Linked DNA regions of Homo sapiens: region 1 is linked to region 2. Evidence: chromatin contacts called from ENCODE Hi-C or POLR2A ChIA-PET data. All regions are on one chromosome and are shown on one strand. Each heading gives the region's core, a stretch centred on a gene start or an enhancer-like site at or near the end of the contact. The rest is flanking DNA. Distances are from core to core; before and after follow the strand shown.

Region 1 (6,238 bases), core at 2,355-4,854, 41 kb after region 2:
GTCTTGAGGAGCACCAAAGCCCTGAAGAAAAGGGGGGAAACTAGGGTTTGGGAGACCAAGAGTAGAGGAATATGCAGAGGAAGTCACCATACACTATGGCCTGCCCTCCTGAGCAGGAATGCTTGCTTCCTGCTGACCTGGAAACCAGCTGTCCAGCAGAATGGAAAAACAGGTGGACTTAGACCCAAAGACCTGAGTATGAATCCAGCCCTGCTCTTCTCTACTGTGTGCCATGGCACAGAGCACACACACGCCATGCCAGACAATTGATTTTAATCAACTTTATCTAGTTGATAAAGTACTTACAATATTGAGAGAATGAATGGGAGCATCACTAAATACCTTCTCAGGATGCCAAATTTCATCTTTTGACATGAAAATGTTTAGTTTTCAAAGTCGTTTTAACATACCTTCCCATACACAGAATGCCCCTGCAGGGCAGGAACCTTTCTTATGCCCATTTTGGAGATTTGATTCAGAGCAATTGCTCAAGATCTGCTGGCTAGTTTGAACTCAGGTCTTTGGACTGCAAATTTTTCTTTCCCCTCTGCCTCCTAGTATGCGGCATGAATCTCCAGACTAAAGTGAGACCTTTTAGATGGCTGAATAAGGAAGAAACCTGGAGAACATACATGTGGGTTAGAAGTCATTATGGCTCCGAGATCGCAGGCTGATGCCATTGTTACTGGGAACTGGAGACAGAGCTGAAGGACCCAGGGAGCCGGCCGGCCCAGCTATTAACACCTCAGGGAGCTCAGCTTGTGCATGGATGAGGCATCCAGGAAGGCAAGACAAGGTAGATGCCAGGCTCATAAGAGGGAAATTCTTCTAAAGAAGGGAAAGCACTGGAGGGAAATAAGTGTAATTGCTTCTCATTTGAGATATTCAGCAATGTCTGATGTATATCTCCAGGGAGGATACTTTCAGTTTAGGGGAGGATTTGAGAACTTGGTTTGGGGATTCTAAGCCTAGCATGAACAGTGAAGAAAATCTTTTATGCCTCTGTACAGAATCATCACCAAGCAACTTTCAGGCACATATTCATTCATTCTCAACTCTGAGTACTTACTATGTGCCAAACACAGTCCTGGGCCCTTTGGGGTGGTACAAAGTTGATTCAGCTATTGTCTCTAATCTTGAGGAACTCCTGGAGGCTTAGTCATGTGGTCAGGGTTTGAACCCAGACAATCTGACTCTGTGCTGTAAATTAGCATCATGCTACCTCTGTTAGAAAACACACCCAACTCGGCCTGGAGGAATCCAGAAAGGCCTCTAAGAAGGAGTATCAGCTTTGAGTGGAGTTGAATTGAATTCAGCAAATGGATGAGAAGGGAAGGATGTTCTAGGGAAGGACAATGTGTTGAAAGGCTAAAAGTTGTAAGGAGAGAAAGGCATATTCAAGGAAATGCAAATAATGTGGAATGACATAAGATTAATGATAATAATAGAAAGAGGGTAGAATGTGTGTAGGAAGTAGAAGGAGAGGAGGCTGGAGACTCGAGAAGGGCCCAGTTTAAAGCACTTTAAACTCCATGCTCAGTATTTTGTCTCAGTGGCATTGAAAAGTGATGGATGTGTTTTGGGCAGAGCAGTGACATGGCCAGCACTGTGACATGGGACATTGTGTGCAGGAGCTTCCTCTAGGGCAGTGGTTCCCAAGCCCAGTCATTTACTTCCTGGAGTAACCATTTTTTCTTCTTTGAATCCACTCCTTCTCCAGCCTTCTTCATCTCAGTAAATGGTACCTACAAATGTCTGCGTCTCAGGTCAAAAATCTAAGGGTCATCCTTGATTTCTGCTCTTCCTGTACCATGTACATCCAATCCATCAGTATGGTCTCTCAGATGGCTCCTGAGCCCATTTGCTTCTCTCCATATCCATCATCTCTGGCCTGGACAACTGTGTCTGCTTCCTACTCAGGAAGGAGTCTTCCTGCCTCCCTGCAATCTAATCTCCACACAGAAGCCAGGGGATCTTTGGAAAAATCTGATACTGTCTGTGATAAAGAATAACTTGAGGAGGTATGCATGGGACACAGAGCACAGAGCCAGATTGTCTGGGTTGAAATCCTGATGACACCATTAAGAAGCCAGGAGTTCCTTTTTAAAAACAAAAACTTTTTTTTTTTTTTCTGAGACAGGGTTTTGCTCTGCTGCTCAGGCTGAAGTGCAGTGGCATGATCATAGCTCACTGAAGCCTTGACTTCTTGGGCTCAAATGATCCTCCCACTGCAGCCGTCTGAGTAGCTGGGACTATAGGCATGCAGCACCAAACCTGGCTAATTTTTAAATCTTTTGTAAAGAAGTGGTCTTGCTACATTGCCCAGGCTGGCCTCCAGTGAACCTTCTGCCTAGGTCTCCCTAGGTGTTAGGATTATAGGCGTAGCCACTGCACCTGGCTGTCCCCTTCTTAAACCCCTTTCAGCAGCTCTTGGAATTTCATTGCCCATGGAATACAATCCAAACTCCTTACGATGGCCACGCGAGTCCTGGCTGCCTCTTCAGCCATCTCAGGCCAGTCCACTCGTTCCCTTGTCAGCAGGCTCTAGCCAACAGGCCTTCTGACCCTTTCTAGAACTTGCCAAGCTCTCTGTGACTCAAGACTTTGCACTTCCTATTTCCAGCCCTTCCCTGAGCAGTTCTATGACCTGCTTGCTCCTTCTCCACTTTCCAGCTTAAATATCGTTTTCATGGAGGCTATCTGCAGACCTCCTCAGGTTATTTCTTATCACAGCACCCTGTGACTTTCCTTCATAGCTTATTTTATAGAAACCTATTTTTTTTTTGAGATGGAGTCTTGCTTTTGTTGCCCAGCCTAGAGTGCAATGGCATGATCTCGGCTCACTGCAACCTCCGCCTCCTGGGTTCAAGAGATTCTCCTGCCTCAGCCTCCTGAGTAGCTAGGATTATAGGAGCCCACCAACATGCCAGGCTAAGTTTTGTATTTTTTTTAGTAGGGACGGGTTTTCACCATGTTGGCCAGGGTGGTCTTGAACTCCTGACCTGAGGTGATCGACCCACCTTGGCCTCCCAAAGTGCTGGGATTATAGGCGTGAGCCACCTCATCCAGCCTAAAAAAATCTTTATAGTCTGAATTTGGTCTTTCTGCTTAGCTATTTGATGTCTGTCTTGTCCTGGAAGAATGTCAGCATGCCAGTCTTTCTACTGTGGTGGCCCCCAAGCCTAGAACGGGGCTGGAGTGTGTAGGCATTCGAGAAATATTTGTAGAATGAATGAATAAATGAGTGCAATTTAATCCTCCAGAGCACGAATTTTTTTCTTAAGTTATCCCTCTCATTTTAATAAGGGAAGAGATGCTGAGTGGAAGAAAAAGCCCACACAACGATGGTTTATTCCCTTTAGTCTTGTCTTTTTCCTTTGCGAGACTTCACTTTCTGGTTATGAAGATGAATGTCTGACACGCTTTTTTTCCCCCAAGATGCTCTTTCAGAGTACTGACTGGTTGAAACCTGTGGCGACAGCTTTCATCGAGTCCAAGAGGTGTTGCATGCTCCTGCTGGTTAGAAAACAGCACTGTGTCACAGTAGGGGAACAGAAACAAAACCAGACCATGCTTGAGTGCAAGCTGCAGCATGGAAGGGACTTGAGAGAGCATCTCAGGCCCAGCCCCCTTGCTGTATAAATGAGGAAACTGAAGCTTTGCGAGGCCAAGGAAACAGAACCCATTCTCTTTTTCCTGACTCCCCTTACCCATCACACCCCACCCCTCACCTTCCCACTCCCAGTGAGAGCCTGGATCTGAGTTGACTGGTGATACTGTCATTCTCTTGTCCATTCCTCATCAAGGTTTGTTCTGATGGGGCCATGAAAGGCTGTGTTGTCAATAGCCTGTGTGACCTTCTTCAGCACTTAGGGATGTGTCTTACATCTCTGAATAACCTCGACAATTCTAATTTTGGTTATGCCTTGCATGAATTTAGTGAAACTTTATGGGAAGCTTATTTTTATTCTCACCCCTAATTGTGTCCTACGGGTTAATGAGGTTCCTCATTTTACTACTTATTTTGTAGCAGTAGAACTTTACTTATCTTCAATTAACTTCTTGTAAAATCTAAGGCAGGAACCACCACAAGCAACTTGCGAGTCTTATTTGGCTCAACTGTCTCAGGGCAAGTGTCCTCTGTTGAACTCCCACAACTAATTTGAACTAATTGGTAACACTAACAATTGGGCAGTTTTCCATAATAATTTGAGATTATGTCTTCTCTTGGGAAATAAGAAAACCTGGGACAGTGATCCTTTGTGGCAACAGTTAGCTGGAACTGAGTAGTTGCATGCATCAGCATTTCACTGCCCCATTTAGACCTGGGGAACACCCAGTTTAACACAGTCATCAACACTCCTCATTGCTTTACATGCAGCTGGGTCCACTCAGTTACTTTATTTCCCCAGCTCCTGAAAATATTTTGAGTTCGTATCCCTGAAATATCCTTCCAAAGCATTCTGGAACTTGAGATCTGTGATCCATGATCACATTTATGATCTATAGATTTTTAGTATAGTATTCTTCAGACTTGGTCTTCCTCATGTGACACCCAGCTTCAGAGACCAGGGCTGGCTGCTCTCCACTGGGGGCATGATCCTCAAGTGCTTCCTTTAGAACAACTATGAAATTTAAAACAAAGTTAGTCCAGAGGGATTTTGGAAGCAGGATGCAGAATGCGGAAGAAACTCAAGATAAGGTGTAACAACCAAGTTAGGAAGGGTGCAGGTGAAAGTTCAGAGAATCCTACTAAGCGGTCAGTCATTTAACTAATATCTATTAAGGTTTTACTATATTCCAGGCACAAAGTGCTAAAAATATAGGTGGCTACTGCCACCCATTCCCTATCATTACCGTCTGTTTCTGCTCCTCCTACTCTTCTGAAGTTTCTGTCTCAACGGTCATTAACAATCTCTGCTGTGGACTGAATTTCTCCCCTCTCCCAAATTCATATATTGAAGGCCTAATCTCAAATGTGATGACATTTAAAGATGGGGCTAGGAAACAATTAAATTTACGTGAGGTCATGAGGAGGAGGCACTCATGATGATATTAGTGCCCATATAAGAAGAGAAACTAGACAGCTTACTCCCTCCACCATGTGTGGACACAGCAAAAAGATGGCTGTCTTCCTGTGAAGCTGGGAAGAGGGCCCTCACTAGAACTTGACCATGCTGGCACCCTGATTTTAGATTTTCAGCTTCCAGAGTGGTGGGAAAATAAATTTCTGTTGTTTAAGCCACCCAGCCAATGGCATTTTGTTATGGAAGTTCAAGCAGACTAATACAGTCTCCTAATGGACAGATCCTGTGGTCTTAATCATATGTGGATTCTCTGTAGCCTCTGAAAGGGAAGACATACTCTACTGCTTCACTCATATCCCTTAGCATTAATGGGACATTCTCCTCTTATATCTTAGGCTGCTTCTAAACTTCCTTAACTTAATCATGTCTGCAAAGTCATGTTATCTAAACAAGGTAACATTAATTTGGTTCCAAGGATTAGGACCTAGTATCTTTTTGGAGACATTATTCAGCCTGCTACAGACTGCTATTGATTTTGGTGTGCTAACCTTGAATTCAGCAACATTTGTCTGAAGAGTCCACTTTATATAGACAATTATTTCACAAGCAAATTACAATTTTGTGTTTGCTGACTCAAAAAATTTCTATTCTTTCTCCTTTGCCTTCTGTCTCTCCTCTCCCTTTAGATCCTCTTCCCCTTCCTCCTCCTTCTATTTTTGGTCTAATTTTCTTAATTTTGAATGATTTCTTTTTTTGTATTTATAACAACTTTTTGAGACATAATTCACATACTGTACCATTGACCCATGTCAATTGTAAAATTAAATGTCTTTAGTGTAAGTACACAGCTATTCAACCATCATCACAATCAATTTTAGAACATTTTCATCACCCCATAAAAAACTGCATATGCCTTAGGTGTCAACCCTCAGTCCTTCTTCTCCAAGCCGTAAGCAACCACTAATCTGTTTTTTGTCTTTATAGATTTGCCTATTCTGGAATTTCTTATAAATGAGATGATATAATATGTGGCCTTTTGTATCTGGCCTCTTTCACTTCTTGTGTTTTCAAGGTTCATCCATGTTGTTGCATGCATCAGCACTTCACTTCTTTTTTATTGTAGTAAAATATAAATAACCTAATGTTTATCATTTTTAACCATTTGTAAGTGTACAATTCAGTAGCATTAAATACATTCACAATGTTTTATG
Region 2 (6,272 bases), core at 486-2,985:
TTGTTTCTACTTGTTTTACTTTTAATAATGGCTGAAGAATTTTTACTTAAAAGTAGGCTGTTTGTAGCAATGTTGGTTTAAGTATAGTCCTACTAGACAAGAAGAAAATGTAATAGAGTACAAATTGATAACTAACATAGGAAATAAAAATAGTAAAGACATGGAAATCTACTCAACATCATTAATTACCAAAGAGAAACGAAAATTGAAACTTTAAACATTTTTATTTTTTGCTCATTAAATTGGTAATTTAAAGAAGATTTATAATGTGGAACTAAAAAAAAAATGGAGACGAAATAATCAATGAAATCATTTGACAAAATTTCCCAGAACTAAAGGAAATTGAAAGAGTCTACTGAGTGGCCATCAACATAGATGAAAATAGACTCTGCCGGGCACGGTGGCTCATGCCTGTAATCCTAGCACTTTGGGAGGCCGAAGCAGGTGGATCATGAGGTCAAGAGATGGAGACCATCTTGGCCAAGGTGGTGAAACCCCATCTCTACTAAAAATACAAAAATTAGCCAGGTGTGGTGGCGGGCGGCTGTAGTCTCAGCTACTTGGGAGGCTGAGGCAGGAGAATCTCTTGAACTCAGGAGGTGGAGGTTGCAGTGAGCCAAGATGGCGCCACTGCGCTCCAGCCTGTGTGACAGAGCGAGACTCTGACTCAAAAAAAAAAAAAGAAAAGAAAAGAAAAGAAAAGAAAAGAAAATAGATTCATACATATTCTCACAAAATTCCACAACACAGGGGACATAGATAAGATCCTACAAATGTCTAGGGAGAAAAGAAAACAACTTATGTAGAAAAGGATCATGAATCAGAACAGTTCTGGATTGTCCAACAGCAAAACTGGAAACTAAAAGAAAATGAAGAAATGTCTCCAAAATATAGGAACAGAATAATTTCCAACCTTTAGTTTTCGACCTACCAAGTTATTAATCAAATGAGGATAGGCATTTGCAAAATATCGTAAATTTACCTCTGATTCATTCTTTCTTAGGAAGGCTATTGGTGGGTGCATCCACAAAACTGGGGAGTCAACCAAGAAAGAGAAGAGCTAAAAGAAGAGTGAGGGAAAGAGCATATCTAGACTGATGTTAAAGAAAGACCTTAGGCCAGGTGCAGTGGCTCACACCTGTAATCTTACCACTTTGGGAGTCTGAGGTGAGAGGATGGCTTGAACCCAGGAGTTCAAAACCAGCCTGGGTGATGTAGCCCCATCTCTACAAAAAATAAAAAATTAGCGGGGCGTAGTGGTATGCACATGTGGCCTCGGCTACTCAGGAGGCTGAAGTGGGAGGATCACTTGAGCCCAGGATATCGAGGCTGCAGTGAATTGTGATTGTGCCACTGCACTCCTGCCTGGGCAACAGAGTGGGACCCTGTCTTGAAAAAAAAAAAAAAAAGAAAAAGAAAAAGAAGAAAAGAAAGACCCCCAAATGCCGGTTCAGATCAGAGGTCAAGAGGTCAGAGGTCTCCAAGAGAAAATTCTTCAGGGCTTTGATTTTATGAATACCTGACGCTTCTAAACACCTTAAGAGGAATTAAGATGATCCACAGAGACTTTGTGATTGACACAATAGAAAGTATGTTTAAAAATAAAATTAGTAATTATTAACTTTAAAAAACCCCACAAAGCTGTACAGGAAAGGGAATATAAATACTAGTATCGCCTCTGACTCATTTCTGACTAATGTCTAAGATGTCATCAGAATGTAAATACTGAATATGTCTCTAGTAGAATTGTGATATGACTCTGTTGGGGAGATAGGGTACTGAGAAGGGCTATGTGTATGTGGAGAGAAGAAAGTGAAATCCTTTTCTTTTATGGAAGCAAATTTAGAAAGAACACCTAAGCCAGTTACCCCCTCTCTTTCTGGACATTCTCATGTTTGGATGGGGAGTTATTAGGAAGACAAACAGCCTGAGAATAAAGATGACACACTGAGAAAAGCAGAATGGAAAGCAGAAACTGGGCCCTTGATGATCTGTGACTGAATTAACTAATCCCGGAATTGGTCTACCTCCGATCTATTTGTGTAAGGTCCTCAGTGACGATGCTGTGAGCATCTATGGCTTCCACATTCAAGTACTTTGCACAACTATCTCCGCAAATTGGTACAACTTCTAGACAAGGCATATAAAACTCCAGAGGCCACGAAAAAGGTCAATGTTAATGATAAGATATATTATTATTAAGCACTGACAATATGCCACATCCTTCAGGCTACCTGAAGATTGATAGCCCTTTCCGACTATGAGTTTTACTGCCTATGGCCTTAAATTTTTGTATCCACAGAATTATTGAAAGAAAAAAATGACTTTACTGAAAATAACCACACTAATATTTATGTATAAGTTTATACTTTTAAAAAATAATTTTGACACATGACAAGTAACTATTCTGAAGAAACACATTATTATGTGCTACCTACTTCACAAATGATAAACTAAGGAAATGAGTAAGACCACATATAAATTTCTACAAGAACTTTTAAATACAGTTGACCCTTGAACAACATCAGTTTGAACTGTAAGCATCCACCTATATGCGAATTTTAAAAATAAATATATTTGAAAACTTTTTGGAGATTTGCAACAATTTGTAAAAACTTGCAGATGAACTGTGTAGCCTAGAAGTAGTTCTAAAATTAAGAAAAAGGTATGTCACAAATGCATAAAATATACACAGACACTAGTCTATCATTTACTACCATAAAATATTCAGAAATCTATTATAAAATGTTAAAATGGGACTATGCCTGGCTACTCAGGAGGCGGAGGTAGGAGGATGGCTTGAGCCCAGGAGTTCTAGTCTACAGTGAGCCATGATCCTGCCACTGCATTCCAGCCTGGGTGACAGAGCAAGACCCTGTCTCAAAAGAAAAAAAAAAAAAAAGAAAACCACCCACACAAACACAGACTGTACATGGCACTATTTGCAGTTGAGAGAAATGTAAACAAATGTAAAGATGCAATATTCTATCATAACTGCATAAATTAACTGCAACAATACTGTAATACTGTACTACTGTAACAATTTTGTAGCCGCCTCTTGTTACTATTGCAGTGAGCTCAAGTGTTGCAAGTATCTGCTTAAAATGCCACTGTGATGCTAATCATCTCCAAGTGAGCAGTTCATTTCTCCAGTAAATTGTGGATTGCAGTAGAAAGTGATCTCTCCCAGTTCTCCTGTATTTTTCCTGTTTAGTGCAATAATGTAAACCTGGAATAACACCATGAGACTCATATAAAGTGCTACTAGTGATGCTGGAAGTGCTCCCAAGAAGTGGAGAAAAGTCATGATGTTGCAAAGAAAAATTGAATTGCTTGATCTGAACCACAGATTGAGGTCTGCAGCTGCGGTTGCCTGCCATTTTAGGCAGATCATTCACCTCATATACAGACAATGTAAACCTGTGGTGTCAATAGAGTGCAGTGTTGTAAATGTATTTTTTCTTCCATATGATTTTGATTTTCTTCCTTTTTTTTTTTTGGGATAAGGTCTCAGTCTGTAGCCCAGGCTGAAGTGCAGTGGTGGAGTCATGGCTCACTGCAGCCTCAACTTCCCCAGGCTCAGGTGATTCTCCTACCTCAGCCTCCTGAGTAGCTGGGACTACAGATGCATGTCACTATGCCTGCTAATTTTTCTATTTTTTGTAGAGACAATGTTTTCCCATGGTTAGTCTCGAACTCCTGGGTTCAAGAGATTCGTCCACCTCAGCCTTCTAAAGTACTGGGATTACAGGTGTGAGCCACTGTGCTTGGCTTCCATATAATTTTCTCAATAACATTTTTTTTCTTTTTTTTTTTGGAGATGGGTCTTGTTCTGTTGCCCAGGCTGGAGTACAGTGGTGTGAATATAGCTAATTGTAACCTTGAACTCCTGGGCTCAAGTGATCCTCCCACCTCAGCCTCCAGAGTAGCTAAGACTAGACTACAGGCACGCACCACCATACTTAGCTAATTAAATTTTTTTTTTTTTTTTATAGAAATGGAGTCTTGCTATGTTGCTCAGGCCGGTCTTGAACTCCTGGTCTCAAGACAGTCCTTCCTGGGATTATAGACATGAGCCACCACACCTGGCCAAGATTTTCTTTTCTCTAGCTTATGTTAAGAATATATAATACATATGACATACAAAATATATGTTAATTGATTGTTTTATGTTTTCAGTAAGGCTTCCAGTCAACAGTAGGCTATTAGTAGCTAAGTTTTTGGGGAGTTATATGCAAAAGTTATATGCAGATTTTCGACTGAGAGAAAGATCCATGTACACATTGTTCAAGGGTTAATTGTGCTGTATATAGAATAAAAAAAAATTTGTAACCTCACAGGACAAAATAATGAAAATAAAAATAAAGATTAAAATAGGTAGAATTTTTTAAAATTAAGAAACTCACCTTTATAATAAACAACAATAATGTTGAACAATAATAATGTTGAAAGTAATCTTATAAATATGTTTGTTGGATGGGTGGGAATCCAAGGAAGCTTCAATCTCTAAACCTTTATCTTTAGCTGAAAAGGAATTCATCTATAACCAAATATAAAAACAGTGATAATAGCTTATAACTAGTAAGTTTCCTGGATATGCTAGGCACTATATTCAGTATTTTATTTGCAGTTTTATCATTTAATTTTCACATTTATCTTAGGTAGGGGGTATTATTATTGTCCCCATTAGGCTTGAGGAAAGTGTAGTTCATAGAGGTAAGATTTGTGCTTAATTCCAGAGCTTGGGTTCTTAACATCTGTGCTATATGCTCTTTCATTAACTATGAAGAAATCTGAAATCAAATGCAATAATAATACCTCATCCATTTTCTAATAGATTTCTACATTAACCATTGCAGTGTAGGTTAATATGGGCCAGATGCTCTCTGATTGCAGGCGCACACATTCCAGAGGCCCCACACCTCATATTCCCACAGCTCCTATCTCTCTTCATGCACAAATTTACTTGACCCTGGACTGGATGTACTATATAAAGGCTGCTTCATATTTGCTTGGGATTTTAATATTCTGTCTGAAGGTCTTTCACTTATTCACCATGTGGTGTGTGATGTCTGCTTTTGAATGCATGTGCCCAGAGACCACGGAGTGTGTCTGTCTCCCATGCTTGTTACAGAGCTGTCACCGTCATCAGCTTTGCCAATCATTCATGCAACCTATGAGTAAAAAAAATGAGTGGGCTGGAGGGCCTCAGTAAGGGGAAGACAGTGTTCATACCCTCCTCATGTACGGAGCCTGGGAGCTGTCCGAACCAAGTACCCAGGGAAGCATCGGCCCTCCCCACATCAAACACAGAGACACACAGAGTCTGAATTCTTCTGATATGGCCAGTGCTGACCTGCCAGCCTCCAAAGGTGTTTCATTTGCTTATCAAGAAATCTGGATAAAATGGCTTGTGAATAATGTCCCAGCATGCTCCTGACGAACCCCAAAATGAGATTCAAAAGCATTAAACAGGATTGGATTGTCAATAAATGATATGTAAGAACATTAACATAAAAAGCTTTTTTATCTGCCTCAGTTATTTAATCTCTGCCAGTTCAGATGTGCATCTCCTGTGCCCTGCTGTTAATACGTACTGACATCTGAAGTGAAGCGAGCTGTTTCCATATCCTTTGGAAATGGAAATGGAGGTGTCAAGGGAGCACAGAAAGTAGAAATGATGAAATGCTGTTCATCATAGTAGTGCTAATTAAAAATGCACAACAATACCACAAGGGCCATGAATTTATACAGTGGGTCTTCTGGATGATAAAATGTTAGTCTACCCTTTTGTCAGACAGAGGAGGGAATATAACCAGAGAGAGGAGACAACTTGCTAAGGTCAAAGTGATGATTTATGTCGGGGTCCAGAACCAAACCCAGGCCTTCTGGGAGTTCTTTCCCCTGCTCTGCAAGGCCTTCCCTAGCAAAACACTCTGTTGTCTATTAATTCATCTGCAAGAGACATTTTCACACGGTGCCAACGCACATGGTTTGGCTGACAGGACAGGCCCATGTTGTGATTGACTGGTCTGATCTTTCTCCCAGGCACCCAAACTCCTGGCGTCATACTTGCTCAGCCGTGTTCTATTATTTCTGTAGGGTGGATCATGGGTGAGTTTATTTTTTTCCGTTTTTCCTGTTTTTTAGTTTTTTAAATTTTTTTGTGGGTACATAGTAGGTACATACATTTATGGGGTACATGAGATGTTCTAATACAGACATGCAATGTGAAATATTGTTCCTTTCTTTTTTAAAAAGTTAATATTTAC

The links. A loop is a pair of places that touch in the nucleus more often than their neighbours do. ChIA-PET counts read pairs that join two places held with the same protein, here RNA polymerase II (POLR2A). Pooled maps may share reads with other maps.
Region 1: a loop to region 2 is called in a map of GM12878, with 3 times the contacts of the local background. The contact joins two enhancer-like sites. A Hi-C loop is called at or near these places in 7 of 168 maps with a recorded cell type or tissue (CD14-positive monocyte, GM12878, IMR-90 and 4 more), 36 of 37 single-sample maps with no recorded cell type and 9 of 50 pooled maps. POLR2A ChIA-PET finds 5 or more read pairs at or near these places in 5 of 52 experiments (AG04450, HepG2, IMR-90 and 2 more).

What each region holds. Positions count from the first base shown.
Region 1 is chr3:159,920,482-159,926,719 of GRCh38, reverse strand. All of the region lies in intron 9 of IL12A-AS1 (IL12A antisense RNA 1), which reads left to right. Among named protein-coding and RNA genes, the nearest start is that of IL12A, 65 kb to the left of the region's middle. Within about 2 kb of position 3,604, at least 3 of the 41 ENCODE cell types and tissues checked have a DNase peak (open chromatin) inside an H3K27ac peak, as active enhancers do; they include GM12878, where a contact is called at or near this core.
Region 2 is chr3:159,959,979-159,966,250 of GRCh38, reverse strand. All of the region lies in intron 9 of IL12A-AS1 (IL12A antisense RNA 1), which reads left to right. Among named protein-coding and RNA genes, the nearest start is that of IL12A, 26 kb to the left of the region's middle. RefSeq lists an enhancer at 1,812-2,091. Within about 2 kb of position 1,735, at least 4 of the 41 ENCODE cell types and tissues checked have a DNase peak (open chromatin) inside an H3K27ac peak, as active enhancers do; they include GM12878, where a contact is called at or near this core.